2 separate regions of the Homo sapiens genome follow, and region 1 is linked to region 2. Evidence: chromatin loops called from intact Hi-C (ENCODE). Cell type or tissue: heart right ventricle. All regions are shown on one strand.

Evidence for each region. Peaks named below come from ENCODE experiments on the same cell type or tissue, not always from the same donor. Only the 100,000 strongest peaks of a DNase experiment are listed, where the experiment ranks them.
Region 1: it touches region 2 in a loop (2.5-fold over the local background); 2 of 110 quality-filtered maps call a loop at or near these places.

Annotation. Positions count from the first base shown.
Region 1 is chr7:31,831,103-31,839,102 of GRCh38, reverse strand. PDE1C (phosphodiesterase 1C) reads left to right here. Exons shown (of 18, transcript NM_001191057.4): 10 at 1,132-1,233; 11 at 1,803-1,923. Among named protein-coding and RNA genes, the nearest start is that of PPP1R17, 150 kb to the right of the region's middle. In heart right ventricle, no CTCF peak of the experiment used is centred here; no DNase peak of the experiment used is centred here.
Region 2 is chr7:32,058,035-32,066,034 of GRCh38, reverse strand. The region is part of intron 1 of PDE1C (phosphodiesterase 1C); the gene reads left to right. Among named protein-coding and RNA genes, the nearest start is that of PDE1C, 8.4 kb to the left of the region's middle. In heart right ventricle, a CTCF peak has its summit at 3,690 (motif pointing right); a DNase peak (open chromatin) is centred at 3,688; H3K4me3 peaks cover 1,960 bases; H3K27ac peaks cover 4,914 bases.

The sequences.
Region 1 (8,000 bases), 230 kb after region 2:
ATGTGTATCTATGTATGTCTACATGTATGTATATAATAAATATGTATATATGTATGAAATATATGTGTATATAATATATAAATATTGAAATCTATAATATATATTAAATATTTGAAATATATACTAAATATATATGTGTATACTTTATGTACACATGTATAAAACTAGAAAATTCAAACTATTTTAGATAGACATAAGCCAGATCAAACTTTGCCTGGGGCTAGGTTTGAGGATGATGGAAGTATTTGGTATCATGATTACAGTGGTATTTTCAAAAACTTACTCAACTGTTAAACTCATTACATTCTGCAATTTATGTAAATTGTAAGCAGTTTATTCTATGTAAATTATACCTCAATAAAGTCGTTAGAGGCAGTAAAAAGATCAGTGATTGGCAGGGGTTGAGGGAAAAAAGAGAGGGGTGAATCGAAGGAGCACAGGGGATTTTAGGGTGCTGAATCTATTCTGTATGGATATTGTGATGGTGGATACATGGCATTATGCATTTGTCAAAACTGGTAGAACTGTACAGCATGCCCAGTGAACCTTAATGTAAACTATGGACTGTAGTTAACATAATGTATCAATATTGATTCACTAGTTGTAACAAATGCACCACATTAACACAAGACTTTAAAAATAAGAAAACTGTGCTGGAAGTGAGGTAACATGAGAACTAGCTATACTATAAGCTCAATTTTTCTGTCAACCTAAAACTCTATTAAAAATCAAGCTATTTTTAAAAAGATGGAATACCTGTATCCAATGTGAAATACGGATGATTAATTTACCTCCAAGGATTATTTTCAAGTTAATTCTTTCTTAAAACTCTGAATTCATTTGGAGAAAAGAGCATTTTAATACAATTTTCAGTTTCATTGAATTTTTTCCTGTGAGTTAATTTTCCAAATGATATGTGTATTCCATGTATCATATTCCTAATAAATGATTTTCTTAATACTTAGCTTTCATTTATTCCTTATTTGAAAAGCTCACCTTAAAGACCCAAATTAGATTAGAAATGTCAGAAATCGTTGACTGATTTTCATTAGCAGTGGCAAAAAAAAAACACTGATTTTTACTTTCCATTTTTGACTTCCATCCTTTTTTCTCCATGGTTGTCTCTAAAAGGGAGTTTCGAACCTTGGTAATTGAAATGGTGATGGCCACAGATATGTCTTGTCACTTCCAACAAATCAAAGCAATGAAGACTGCTCTGCAGCAGCCAGAAGCGTAAGTGTGCTTGTGGCTTGTGTTTTTGTTTGTATAGGTGTTTGAATGGGTCCTCGTCTATGTGGCTATCCCTTTAAAGAGCATCTCCTTTAACACAACTTTATAGAGTGTTCTTATGCAATGATTATGTTTGAAGGAGAAAGCATAAAAGTTGTACCTACCACAATAAGGTATGTTCTCATCAGGGTTGAAAGAAATAATAGAGGCAGCATCAGTTGTCCCCAGTGAGAATTAAAAATAATTCCCTGTGGGAAACTAAATTATCAGAGATCCCCAATGCAGAAGCAACCAATAAAAGTCAGTGACTCTTGGATTCTTGCTCTCTTTTTGAAGGATGCAGTCATTCCAGAAATGGATTTGAGTCCAGAGAGTCCAATTCCGTAAATATGGAGACCAAGTTAATGAGTATCCCAGTTGTAGGATGAAATGATGTCTTTTCCTCAATTTAGCTGAAGTGGGGTTTGAGATGGAAGAACAAAAGAGATTAAAAACTTAATGATTTTTAAAAAACTCTTACTGAGGTTCTGAAGAGTGTGGTTATCATGTGTTTGGGTGCTTTTGGTTTACAGCATTGAAAAGCCAAAAGCCTTATCCCTTATGCTGCATACAGCAGATATTAGCCATCCAGCAAAAGCATGGGACCTCCATCATCGCTGGACAATGTCACTCCTGGAGGAGTTCTTCAGACAGGTACCTTGTTGCTCTCTCTCCATCAGGACTGTCATCATTGGATATTTTATGAATTTTATATCTCAGCAATGCTAGGATAAGGACTATTGAGATTACAGTAATTTTGGAGAGGGGAGGGGGGCTCCACAGATTATTTTGCCTCTTGGTCATGTGATATTTGAATCTTACCTAAATACTGCTTTTTAGGACATTATGGTATTTTTATCCTATGCATTTCTGTTTGGGGGAAAAAAAGTATTTCCTTGTAGCAGTCTTTTGTCAAAATGTCATTTGAGGGGTTCTTTTACTTTTTTTTTCTAGTGGCTCGACAAAATGACAGTTACTTTGGCATCACCCTATGGGATTAAGATGTTAATCTTGAACTCATGTCTCTATTATAATTGGTTGGGTTGTTTCTTTCTAATGGACAAGTCCAAGACGCAAAATTCCAAACCAGATGTGGCAATTTGGGGTCAGGAAATCACTAGAAACTGCCATTCCAGTTGTATTTAAACTTCACTCCATCCTAAGTTCCAGAGTTGTGTTGTCTATAAGAATAGGCAGGATCGGTCTGGTGCAGTGGCTCATGCCTGTAATTGCAGCACTTTGGGAGGCCAAGGCGGGTGGATCATGAGGTCAGGAGATTGAGACCATCCTGGCCAAGATGGTGAAACCCCATCTCTACTAAAAATACAAAAATTAGCCGGGCGTGGTGGTGGGTGCCTGTAATCCCAGCTACTTGAGAGGCTGAGGCAGGAGAATCGCTTGAACCCAGGAGATGGAGGTTGCAGTTAGCCGAGATCGCACTGCCGTACTCCAGCCTGGCGACAGCGCGAGACTCTGTCTCAGAAAAAGAAAAAAAGAACAGGCAGGATCTTTAATTATTATAAATTGTTTAAAAACAAATTTTAAAATTGCATGGAACTAGAGAAATAGGGAAATAAATGCATAGCACCAAGACCGAAGTCTTTCCAACTCAGGCACATGTGCTAACCTTATCTCTAGAGGTGCTGCCATTCAAACATCTGCATCCAGACATGCGGGCCTGAGATTGAAGACATGATACATAGATTTGGTGACCTAAATTATAATAAATTCAAGTTAATACAGCTAATTCAGTTAATTCTTGCTAATTCAAGAAAAGAGATTCAACAGCATGGATTCAGAGACTTCTGATTCCATAAAACACTGCTTAATAACACAAGTCACAACTTCGTCCCGCAAACTGACAAGAGATGGGCTCTTTTGCTATTTATTTAGTTTTCTGAATAAATTTAGATTGTGATAATTCTTACTCTTAGATTTCAAGTCTGAATGCAGAAATTGTAGAAGGCACCTGTGTGTGTGTGTGCCTGTGTGTGTGTGTTTTCCTTCTGAAACTATCTAGTAATGAAGTAGGGCTAGAGTTAACAGCACATTAAACAAATGCCAGAAGACCCTTTATTGGAGTTTATTTCCACTGATTTATGGCCTGAGTCTAATCAAATTGCTTCTCTAATTCCCTATGGTCTTATCTGTGATTTATGTTGGGGGAGCGGGGGGAGGGAAGGATTTAGGATAAGGTTGGACGAGATGTTTTCTTAAGACCCTTTTGTTAGGAAATGCAAGGCATTTCCTTCACTCTGTCTATGGTGCACATGCACGCACACACACACACACACACACACACACACACCGCAGCACCCCCCAGCTATTATATGTGTATGTCAACAGGTACCCTATTTAGTTTATGGTTAATTCTCTTTGCAGAGTCATTGCTCACCCTCTCAGAGTAATTCTCAAAGGGGACTCCATGGTGTGGGGGGAACTAGAACTATACAGGTGACTCCGCAAAATCATCCTTCACCAAGAGCTTCTTTTGAGCTATTTTTCCAAAGGCTGTTTTTCTAATAGTAGTAGGAGGATGTTCTCCAAATCTCCACTCCCCCTGTCATATGCTTTCTTTGATAATACTTTTGCAATATCACCCTGTACTAGTCTGTTCTCATGCTGCAAATAAAGACATACTCAAGACTGGGTAATTTATAAAGGGAAGAGGTTTAATTGACTCACAGCTCCACATAGCTGGGGAGGCCTCACAGTCATGGCAGAAGAGTAAAGAGATGTCTTGCACGGTGGCCAGCAAAGAGAGAGAATGAGGACCAAGTGAAAGGGATTTTTCCATTATAAAACCATCAGATCTCATGAGACTTATTTGCTACCACGAGAACAGTATGGGGGAAACCGCACCCAGGATTCAGTTATCTCTCACCAGGTTCATCCCACAACATGTGGGAATTATGGGAGCTACAATTTAAGATGAGATTTGGGTAGGGACACAGCCAAACCATGTCATTCCACCCTGACCCCTCCCAAATCTCGTATTCTAACATTTCAAAACCAATCATACCTTCCCAACAGTCCCCCAAAGTCTTAACTCATTTCTGCATTAACTCAAAAGTCCACAGTTCGAAGTCTCATCTGAGACAAGGCAAGTTCCTTCCACCTATGAGTCTGTAAAATCAAAAGCAAGTTAGTTACATCCTAGATACAATGGGGGTACAGGCATTGGGTAAATACAGCCATTTCAAATGGGAGAAATTGGGCAAACAAAGGGGTTACAGGGCCTATGCAAGTCCAAAATCCAGCATGGCAGTCAAATCTTAAAGCTCCAAAATGATCTCCTTTTGACTCTATGTCTCACATCCAGGTCATGCTGATGCAAGAGATGGGTTCTCATGGTCTTGGGCAGCTCTGTCCCTGTGGCTTTTCCAGGTGCAGCCTCCCTCCTGACTGCTTTCCTGGGCTGACAGTGAGCATCTGCTGCTTTTCCAGGCACATGGTGCAAGTTGTCAGTGGACCTACCATTCTGGGATCTGGAGAACAGTGGCCCTCTTCTCACAGCTCCACTAGGCAGTGCCCTAGTAGGGACTCTGTGTGGGGGTTTCAACTCCACATTTTGCTTCCACACTACCATAGCAGAGGTTATCCATGAAGGCCCTGCCCCTGCAGCAAATTTCTGCCTGGACATCCAGGTGGTTTCATACATCCTCTGAAATCTAGGCGGAGGTTCCCAAACCTCAATTCTTGACTTCTGTGCACCTGCAGGCTCAACACCATGCAGAAATCTCCAAGGCTTGAGGCTTGCACCTTCTGAAGCCATGGCCTGAGCTGTACCTAGCCCCTTTTAGCCATGACTAGAGCATCTGGGATGCAGGGCACCAAGTCCCTAGGCTGCACACAGCAGGGGGACCCTGGGCCCAGCCCACAAAACCATCTTTTCCTCCTAGGCCTCTTGGTCTGTGATGTGTGACATTTTCCCCATTGTCTTGGCTCCTTGTTACTTCTGCAAATTTGTGCAGCAGGCTGGAATTTCTCCTCAGAAAATGGGTTTTTCTTTTCTATTGCATCATCAGGCTGCAAATTTTCTGAACTTTTATGTGTCGTTTCCCTTTTAAAACCGAATGCTTTTAACAGCACCCAAGTTACCTCTTGAATGTTTTCCTGTTTAGAAATTGTTTCCGCCAGATACCCTAAGTCATTTCCCTCAAGTTCAAAGTTCCACAGATCTCTAGGGCAGGGGTAAAATGCTGCCAGTCTCTTTGCTAAAACACAGCAAGAATCATTTTTACTCCAGTTCCCAACTAGTTCCTCGTCTCCACTGAGACCACCTCAGCCTGGATGTCATTGTCCATATTATCAACATTTTGTTCAAAGACATTCAACAAGTCTCTAGGAAGTTCCAAAATTTCCCACATTTTCTTATCTTCTTCTGAGCTCTCCAAACTGTTCCAACCTCTGCCTGTTACCCACTTCTAAAGTCGCTTCCACATATCAGGTATCTTTATAGCAGAGCCACACTCTACCAGTACCAATTTACTGTATTAGTTCATTTTCACGCTGCTGATAAAGAATACCCAAGACTGGGTAATTTATAAAGGAAAGAAGTTTAATTGACTCACAGTTCCACAGGGCTGAGGAAGCCTCACAACTGTGGTGGAAGACAAAGGAAAAACAAAGGGATGTCTTACATGGCAGCCAGCAAAGAGACAGCATGAGAACCAAGTGAAAGGGGTTTCCCCTTGTAAAACCATCAGATCTCATGAGACTTATTCACTATCATGAAAACAGTATGGAGGAAACTGCCCCCATTATTCAATTATCTCCCACGGGCTCCCTTCCACAACACATGGGAATTATAGGAGCTACAATTTAAGATGAGATTTGGGGTGGGAGAACACAGCCAAACCATAACAAACCCTCTACAGCTAGGAGTATTTGGTCCATGGCGAAAGGATAGATAATAGCTAACTCATATAGTTTGAGGTATTAAAGTGATTCTTTTTCTAATTATGAGAAAGTAAAAATGAATTACTTAAACATATGAACATTTTTTCCTCGTAAAGGAAAACTTGTTTGCACATACATATACTCGAATAAAAATGTGCTAGAGGCAATATGAAAATAACCATATTGAATTTCTTGCCTGTTGGGAAGGGACTGTTAACTCATTGGACTGGAACTATTTTTTAGTAATTAAAATTCAGTAAATTATTTTTATTGACTTAATATTTTAACCTAGATGCCATAAGCTATAGTAAGTAACACATGTAAGAGAAATGCTGCCTCAGTTCTTAACTATAGATTTTTAAATTGGACAATTCAAATGGGAAATCTCAATGGCACTATAGAGTGTTTTTAAAAATTACATTTGGAAAGTTGGGTTACATTTTAAAATAAGGGCATAGTCTCAGTGCTGATGGACCACACATTCCATGGTTACTAAGAGAGTAAGTTACATCTTCAGTTTTATAACCATAATTTACAAAATCCGAGCCACTGCCTCAGGGTACTTTTTGATGAAATATTGACTTTAAAGAAGTATAAGTTCACCTCGTTGGTAAATATGTCATGTTGGAAAAACTGTGAGGTTCATTTTCTTTGTATTGTTGTACAATTTTATATTTTGCAAACATCTCTTACAATTCTTTTAATTTAATCCGTGTCTATAGTATTTTTCCCATTTTTATTTATTACACGTGTTGGTGAGTTTTTTCCTTTGTTCTCTATGAAATTATCAGATTGTTTTATTGTTTCTCTTTTTGTTTATAGTGCCTTCACTGGCCTTTTTATTTTTATCAATTCAGTTCTCCTTTGAGCTGCTTCCAGCACAATCTGCATTAATGTGATAGTTCTAGTTTTCTTCCCTTTTCAATGTCTTTCCTGTGCTCTGCTAGGTCTCATTCCCCTGAGCCCTTGTTCTTAACAATTTCAGGGGCTTCTTTCTGTTAGTAGTGGCACCATTTATCTGATGAGTATTCCCCATCTGTTGTTTGTTTGAAGTTCTTTATTCCTGCTTCTGCTGCTGATGGTATAATACTTCCTTCTCCTCCCTTTGCTCTTTTTCTTTTATCTCTTCCTTCCTCTTCTTCTTCTTCACCTTTTTCTTCTTCCCCTCCATCTTCTCCATCATCTCTTTGTCCTCCTCCTTCTACTCTTCCGTCTGCCCCTTCTCCTCCTCCTCTCTTTTCTTCTTCACTTTATTTTATTATTGTTATTTACAATCTTTGAGTGAAATGTGTTCTTTTCAGACCAACTATTTGCAGATTTGTACCACAGGGCAATCAGAGCAGTAGTATTCTAAGCTATCTAGAATTGTCCTTGGTTTATTATTAGGGTCCTATGAAGCGGTGTGTATGTGCGTGTGTGTGTGTGTGTGTGTGCGTGCATGTGTGTGTGTGTGTGCCTTTACTTCCTTACTTTTGTAGGGCCTCTTGCAATTCAATGTCTATTCTCTGCCTAGCCTCTTGGCATCTTGCCTTATTCCTCTCTGATATTTACAGCATTTGGCAGCCCTTTCTCATATAGTTTTGATTTTAGATTACAGATTTTTCCTAGGATGTGTGATTGCATTTCTGTTTCTTACTCTCCTTATTTTTGAGGTGATAATTTCTGAAAGAGCTAAAACTTTACTATGCTATCTTAAATCCAACATCACAATGCCTTTCTCATATGTTATATTTGTGCCTTCCTCCCCTGGGAAAGAAGAATATACATTGCTGTGCTTTGTTCAACTTGATCCTTCTGTTGCATTCCCAAACATTTGCTTTTTCTTCATT
Region 2 (8,000 bases):
TGATAGGAGGCAGTGAGGCTAGTGCTCAAAAGGAAGCAGAAAACACGGAGTGGGAATCCCTGGGTCAGCTCCTGGAGGTCCCAGTTCCTGTAGATGTGTCTCCAGTTCTGTCAGCTGTCCCAGCTACATGAGCTAGTTAGACTCTGTTTTTGCTTAGGATGTTTTGAATTTGGTTTCTCTGAAACAGTCTTAACTAATACCCTATTGATGTACAGAGAAGTTAAGTGACTCTTCCAACCTACACAGCAAAGATGAGGAGAAAAGCCATAGGCAACAAAGCCTGGACCTTTGGTTTTAAATTTCTTATTTAAGCCCTCTCTGTGTTTTCTTTCTATATAACCGAACTTTTAAATGATATAATTAGTGTTCAGGCAACATGGGATTACTCAATTAACATTTACTGAGTGTCTATTAGGTGCCAGTCAGTTTGCTAAGCCCTGGGTTTGCAAAAGTAGGTAAGATACTTACTTAACTTTCAGCAATTTGAAGGCTAGTGGCAGAGACTGATATGAGTACCTGGAGGTGATGAATATAGTTCCAGGGGGATGCGAAGGAAGCTACGTCTACCTGGGAGGGCCAGAGAAGGTGTTACAGACTACAGTGAATTGTGTATTCATTCTAGGAGACTCATTAGAGTCATAAGGAAGAAACTTGCTTAGACTCTTTTCATTGATGTCAGCCTTTTGCAAAAATGCAAAGAAACCTTTTACAAAGATGAGAGAAAAACAAGGAGTCTTCCGGGCAGCCCAAAATAAACTAGTTGAGATTTCTGAGATGTTCTTAGGGACTACTGGCAAAGCTGCTTGCACTTAACTGAGATATGGCTTGTGTTCTAGTGAACCTTCTCTATGTTCACCACTCATTGAGAATTCCCTAAGGAGAGAGTATGGTTGGGTCTGTTTGCTGTCATGCAACATGGAGCTATTGGAGATAAATCTCACCACCTCCCCCTCACTGGCCCCCGGCTCCTCCCCCCCCCCCCCACCGCCGTTCCGTCAGAAGTAGTTGGCCCCTGAATTGGTCTGGGTAACAGGATTACCTTCTCCTACTAATCAATTCCCAAGAGCCTTACTTTCCTTAAAAGCTTAATGTGTGGTGTCCTCTTGCAGCTCATCTAGTGCAGTACTGAGGGACAGATAGAAGTGTAGTCATGAGAGGTGATGCTGGAAAGGAAGGCAGAGGCTGGGTAGTGATACATGACATTTAAAAATTTTACTTTTTGTTTTACTCAAAATTATGTATGCTCATAGTTTGAGGAGGTGAGTAATTGAACACATTTTACTATACAACAAAAAAGTGCTGTGTTCTAGGTGTTCTTTCATATCTTCTAGAGAAATATATATATATTTTATGATACATAATATTTTTAGAAGTTTGTGTTTTATCCTTTCAGTTATAAGAAATTGTTAAAAGATGTTAAGCTGGAGAGTAACAAAATTAGATTTGAATTTTAGGATTGTAATTCTGGAAAAAGGGTGGAGGACAGATTGGAGATGCGACTCGAGGCCTGGAGACCAGTTGGGGAAGATGCCTGATTTGGGGTAGCGCTGCTGAAGATGAAAGAACAGGGGGCATGTTTGAAATGAGAATTGACAGAACATAGATTTAGAGTAGAGAAAGAGGAGCTGTTGTCTTCTGAGTTCTTTCAGCTTAGATGTCTCAGTGAATTTGGTGTTATTTGCCTCGTTAGGGACTATGGAGATAAGAGCAGGCTAGGATAAAGCAGAATGATAAACTTGGGTATAGATATGTTAAATTGGTAGCCTCTGGAATGTTCAAGTAGCTATTGGTGATGGCAATATGGAGCCATGGAGAGACCTTTGGCCTGGAGTGGTGGGTCTGAGAATCTTGGTTCTTATTATTAAATCCTTGCAAGGAGATGACCCAGGGAAGAGGGCATTGACCTGAATCTTACCAGAAAAGCAATTCCAGGAGAATACTTTAAAAAATTGTTGTTTGTTTCCCCCAGATTACATATTTAATGTATTAACTGGTCCTTTTACTCTCCCATTCAATTGGAATTGCCAGATCGTTCAGCATATTTTTATTGGGTTTCCATTATGTACTAGGTGCTAGGAGCTTCAGAAGGGATACGAAAATATCAGAAGAAAATCCTTACCATCAGGAAACTTAGAATATATTGAGGGAAACAAGATACGTCTTATACATGTGAAAAGGTTAAAAATCAACAACAAAAAAGAGGGCAATAATTAATTGCTGACTAAGTGATGTGGACGCTACATGCTAGGATTCAGAGAAGGGAGACATTTGTGTTTGAAGGATTGTTTTCGAGTCTTTCTTTTCTTAATAAAGATCAAGTTAAATCTCTCTGAAATACATTCTTAATGTATATTAAAGGGGAAAAATGTGAATATCAAAAGAAGTAGATTCTCACATTTACAGTGAAATTTTCTTTACTTGAATACTCATGCAGCTTACTAGTACATCATCACTTGATTATTGTAATTTGGTTATGCTAGTGTATTAGTTAATTACAACTCAATATTTAGCAGCAAAGTGCTTAATATCTTGACTGAGCTTTACAGCATTCCTCTGTCAGTTGGGAAGCAGCCCTCAGCAGAGAGGTTTCTGCATTACCATCTCTAGTTTTCAATCTTTAATTTTCTTTGGCTCATGGAAGACTACTTTCCTTGGTTTCCATTTCCCCACATGGAAGAAAAGTGTTTATAGGACCTATCTCCTGGATTTTTGAGAAACAACTAAAAGAAATAATTGTTATTAGGTTAATGCAAAAGTAATTGCAGTTTTTGCTGTTAGTTTTAGCGGCAAAAACCGCATTACTTTTGCACCAACTTAACAAATATAAGGCACATTACAATAGACTGGGACAGCTTTGAGAATGACCATCATCGGAGTTTCCCACTAGCAATAAAAATGAATTCTACAACAAATGCAACACTCTATTTCTGGAGGAAGTATACTGAATTCGTGTAAAGTGTTGGTATTCTTCAGGCTTTTATTGTACTGTTTATACAGAGTCCTCTTGACAGCTGTTATTAAACAAAATAAATGAGTCTTAATGACCGTAAGACAAAGCTAGATGTTCCTAGCTTGTGAGATTATGAAAAAACTAAAGAGAATCATTCCATCCAGAAGATATAAAAATTGATCATTTTAGGTAATGAGTTTTGTTCATATAGTTGAAGGAATACACATCTGTATGCAGAAAATTCAGTCATTCATTCACTTACCAAATATTTCTGTGGCACTTACTATGTGCCTGGTGCTGTGCTAAGCACCAGGGAATTAGTGGGAAACAAGACAAAGGCTCCCTCCCTCGGGGGATGTTCAGCCTACAGTAGAGGAATATATTAAACAATACTTCCATAAATTACTACCTGCTGTGACGAGTGCTGCAAGAAGTCCAGCACAGGGAGCTGTGAAAACATAGAAGAGAGGACCCAAACCTGGTCCGGGATTCAGAGAAGGCTTCTCTGAGGAAAAGAGACGCATGCTGAGACATGAAGATTATGTAAATTGTAGTTAAGTAGAGTTAGGGAAGCGTATTCTAGGCATTTAAGGCCTGGGATGTTTATACCTGTAAAGATCTAAAGACAAGAAGGAGCATGGCCCCTCTGAGAAAATGAAAGAAGGCCAAGTGGCTGCAGCGCAGACTGGAAGGAGGCGAAGGCTCCAGACACAGCTGGAGAGGAGCCAGGTCCGACTTCATCCACCAGGGGGCCTCAGCAAGGGGAAGCCATTATCAGTAGGCATGGATGTGAGAACTTTTTAGGAGGTAGATCCAACAGGACTTGGATATGGGGGATGAGGAAGAAAGTGGAATTAAGGTCAACTCGCAGGGTTTTGGCTTGAATCCCCAGGTTCTTTTTTCTTAGATTAGGATCACTAAGGGAGGAACATGTTTGCAGGTCTTGTCGTGAGTGGGAACAGAATGAATGGGGGATAGAGAGTTCAGTATGGGATGAGTTCAGTGTGGGACATACTGACTATGAGGGGAGATATGGGGAAGGCAAGAGCAGTTGGATAAGTGAGTCTGGAGATTAAACAGGTCTGGAGATATAATCTACAGCCCAGCAAAGTAAGCAGGAAAATTCTGTGTATATCTGAATGATGCCAAATTAATATATCTATAAATTTTGTAAGTAGAGAATACAGTTTAGTGTGACCCCTAAATAGTCTGAAGGAAGGTTTCAGAAGACCAAAAATTTATGTATATTTTCTCATTGGCATTTACTTGTTCAAAATATTGGCATTTACTTAGGCCAGCTAATAATCATAACTTTACTTGAAACTTATATTGACTACTTGGTATCATGCCCATCAAAACATAGGTTTGGAACAGAGACAGAAACCAGTATGGTCATTCCCAGTATTCCAAGGGCAGAAAGAGGCCATGACCCAGGGAGCCAAATGGGATGAGCCCTCATCACGGACCTTCTGGGAGGTAGAGGGCACATGCCATGGGGCTGAGACCTGAAGCCTGGAGCCTAGCCCACTGCAGAAGGGCCAAGTGAAGCTTGGCTGCGTGGAGGCTCTCTGGCTCTGGCAAGAGGCCTTTCTGCAGTTTAGGCTCCATTGAGGGGGCTTGGCCTCCTGTGCCTGCTCCAGAGGTGCCTCCATGGATATGGCTGGGCCTTGTCTCCTGGAGCAGTCCACAGTTCTGGCCACAGCGCTCACTCACTGTACCACCTCTGCCCATTCATGCCCTTTCTCTGCTCTTTAAGGCCTTCCTTCTATTTCTACCCAAATCCAAGGACCCATTGCAAGGACCCGGTATTCAATATTCTGCCAAAATACAGCTTTCCTTTCCCTTAAGGCCACCAGAAGAGCAATAATTTAGACAATCAGTATGAGAGTGCATGGAGCATTTTGTCTGAAAGTCACAATTGGATATCCAAAGACCATTAAACTGTTGTTTATCCAGATTCCAACCAAAGAAAATGCTTAAATAACCAAGACTTTTCCTACACTCTAGAGATACATCTAGTAAATATGGAAGTGAAAGATTAATCTTTGAAAGCTCCTTCCAGATGTTTTAGGAGTAGTTCAAATTCCGACTGACATCCTGCCACTTGTTTTCATTTGTCTCTCTGACTTTTGTCTAAGGATGACCCACAAAAGTTTATTGCATTTAGTATACCATTCCATGTGGGTGTCACTGGAAACCGTGTCTGCTAACTGTGAGGAATTTAAACACTTTCATAAATAAGGCCTTTCCTAGCTCATTAGTGAAATAGAAGGATTAATTATCATAAATCAAGCCTCATAAATGTTGTTTCAGAACTGCCATTCTGACTATAAAATCACTGACTGAAATTAGTCATTGTTAAAAAAAAAATGAAAGAATCGTTCAAAGCACCAATTTCTGGGAGATTTGGCATAGTTTCAGTGAAGGTAACTACTATAGCTCAGGAAAATTTGCTTCCAATGCTCATCTGATTTCAGTTGACAGAAGAGCTCAAAATGGTCCCAAGAAATGCATCTGCTAGTTGGCGCTTTTTTTCCCTGTATTTTGGACAATGGGCTCATTTTGCCATATTTAAATTGTTGAGATTTATAGAGCGTGTGTTTAGGGAGGCTTACATAGATGATGCTACTACAAGATAGGATTTTGGATGAAATAGGAAGGACTCATGCTCCCAAGGAGCCATGGCACTGATTCAAATTCACCTGGAATTGTAAATGACCAGCAGCTGCTTTCTGCCAGGAGTCAGTTTTGATAAGAGTTGGGAGGAAGGGCACAGAGTGGGGAGAGGGAAGGAACACTGCAGGAGTGGGTAGGCAAGACTTAGAAAAATTAGACTGACATTGAAGTGAAATTCAGCAGAAGATTACAGTTTTTGTTCTGGCTAAATCTACAAGGGGAAAAACAAAGTAGAGAATTGAAACAGCTCTGTGAATAATTCAATTAGAAAAAACCCTACTCCTCCCCTAATTACAGGGATAGATCTGTGAAGAGTGAGATTTTGTCTTAATCCTTTGGATTTATATCTACTTTGGCAGTGCCGTCACAGATATTAAGAGATAGTTTTGCTTTTAGCTTTTCTTACTGATGTTTATTTAAGCAGGAGACGGGCTCCCAGGAAGAAGGTCGTAAAAATTGCTTCCATTCCCACCCACACAGTTTTGCAGTACTTATAACACAGCAAGTGGTTGTAAATACGTGAATAGAGGACTAAATCAGTTATGCAAAAAACGTACTACTTGGGCTTCCACAAGCATGACATTTGCTTTCTATTTTCTTTCTCTCAAAACCTTTCCCTGTTTTTTCCTTGGTGCCACTGATTAGCTCATTGCCCAGCTTTGAGCAAAAGGCTTTTAGCTAGAAGGAAAGGAAATTGTGTTTGGTTTGCTAAAAAAAAAATCTTGCCTTCCAAAGGAAGAGTTCAGCTTTCTTTGGGGAGGGGTCCCATTTAGGGCTTCTTAAATAGGAGTCCAAGTGCTGGAATTTTTAATCCAGGCTCATGAGAGAAGCAGGCATGAGCAGCAGATTTGATTTCTGTTTCTGGCCAGCTGTCTGCAGGCAGCCGAGGGGATGCGGAGGGAGATCAGTGAAGAGTGGGGCTTGCTTTGGGAGGACAGGAGCACTGGGGCAGCCTGGGTCTGCCATGTGAGTTGGTGTAGCCCCAGGTGGGGCTTCCTGTGGGGTTGTTTAGTTTGGAGTTTGTTACCTTCTCCTAGGTTTCTCTACTTTCCACTGCCTGGCCAGCACTAGATAGAAATGCACTTGCTCCTAAGAAAGAGTAAAAAATTGACTGTCTTATTTACATCTCTGCTTCAGATTTGCATTCTCCCATTCTTTAGGGTCACCATCCCCACCCCCAAACCACACTGTCAAAGGCTTCCTTCATGTGAATTTGATCCATCACTTTTGGCTAAACATACTGGAGTCCTCTATGTTTGGGAGCTGGCTATCTCTGAATATGATCTTCCTTTTCTAAGATAATTCAATGACAGTATGAGTCTGTAGAACAATTTTCTCTACTAGAAAACCTAGCTAATAAATTCCCTAGAATTTTTGTTTTTGTTAGTTTTTCTTTCCTAATGATTGGGCTGTTCAAGGTAAAAATGAGGTTTTTTTTTTTTCCATTTTATAATCTTTTGTTGTTGTTGTTGTCTTGCTTTGGACTTTTGGCCAGGCAGGAAAATGAAATCATTGTGCACATGGAATTTCATTTTGTAGCTCATCAGTTAAATATTCGAGCTAGTAAGACAGGAGATTCTCTTACTCTATTATCTCCTTTCTCACCCTTAAATATTCTTGTGGAAGGTGTCAAGAGACCACCAGTTTATGTATATATTTTTCTCATTAGCATTTACTTGTTCAAAATATGGGAAAGGCCAGGAAGCAATGGATAGCTTTGCAAAGTTAGTTTTTAATACATGCATCATGGAAATGAAATCACTGATAGGAATGAGAAGAAATGTACAAAGACTTTCCATTCTCAGTAGCGCGTAGATTAATTCATACAAATGATGTAAGAGATCCATTAGAAGTTTCTAGAGATATCCAATTCTTTCCAACCTGTACCCTGCATGCCAGTGAAAAACAAAACCAGAGGATCAGATGATCGTTCAGATCCTCACTCATTTCATGGTTATTTGTGACATTTTATCTCAGTCCACTTTCCCATGAGTGAAACACATGTGATCTGTACTCATGAGAACCTGTAGTTAACTACACGAGCCTTGCTGTGCATTTTGTTTTTATCTGAGCCTGTCTTTCAATGTCCTATCCCTTGAGAGAACTGAGGGCTGAGAACCAAGCTTTCCGAAGCGGTCTGTGTGTCGGCGGTGGTAGTGGTCTCTGGAGAAAAGAATGGAGACAGGATAGGACTTGGAGAAGAGTGAGTCATTGTTACCCAGAAACCCTGGAGAACACTGAAGGCAGAACTGGAATTTGCATTGTGTGTATGCAGTTGTTGCATATTCAACTTCCCATACCAGGAAATCTTGTGCCCAACTGGGAGGTATCTTTCTGTCAACTTAGAAACAGAGCACAAGTTTTGGTTTTTCAA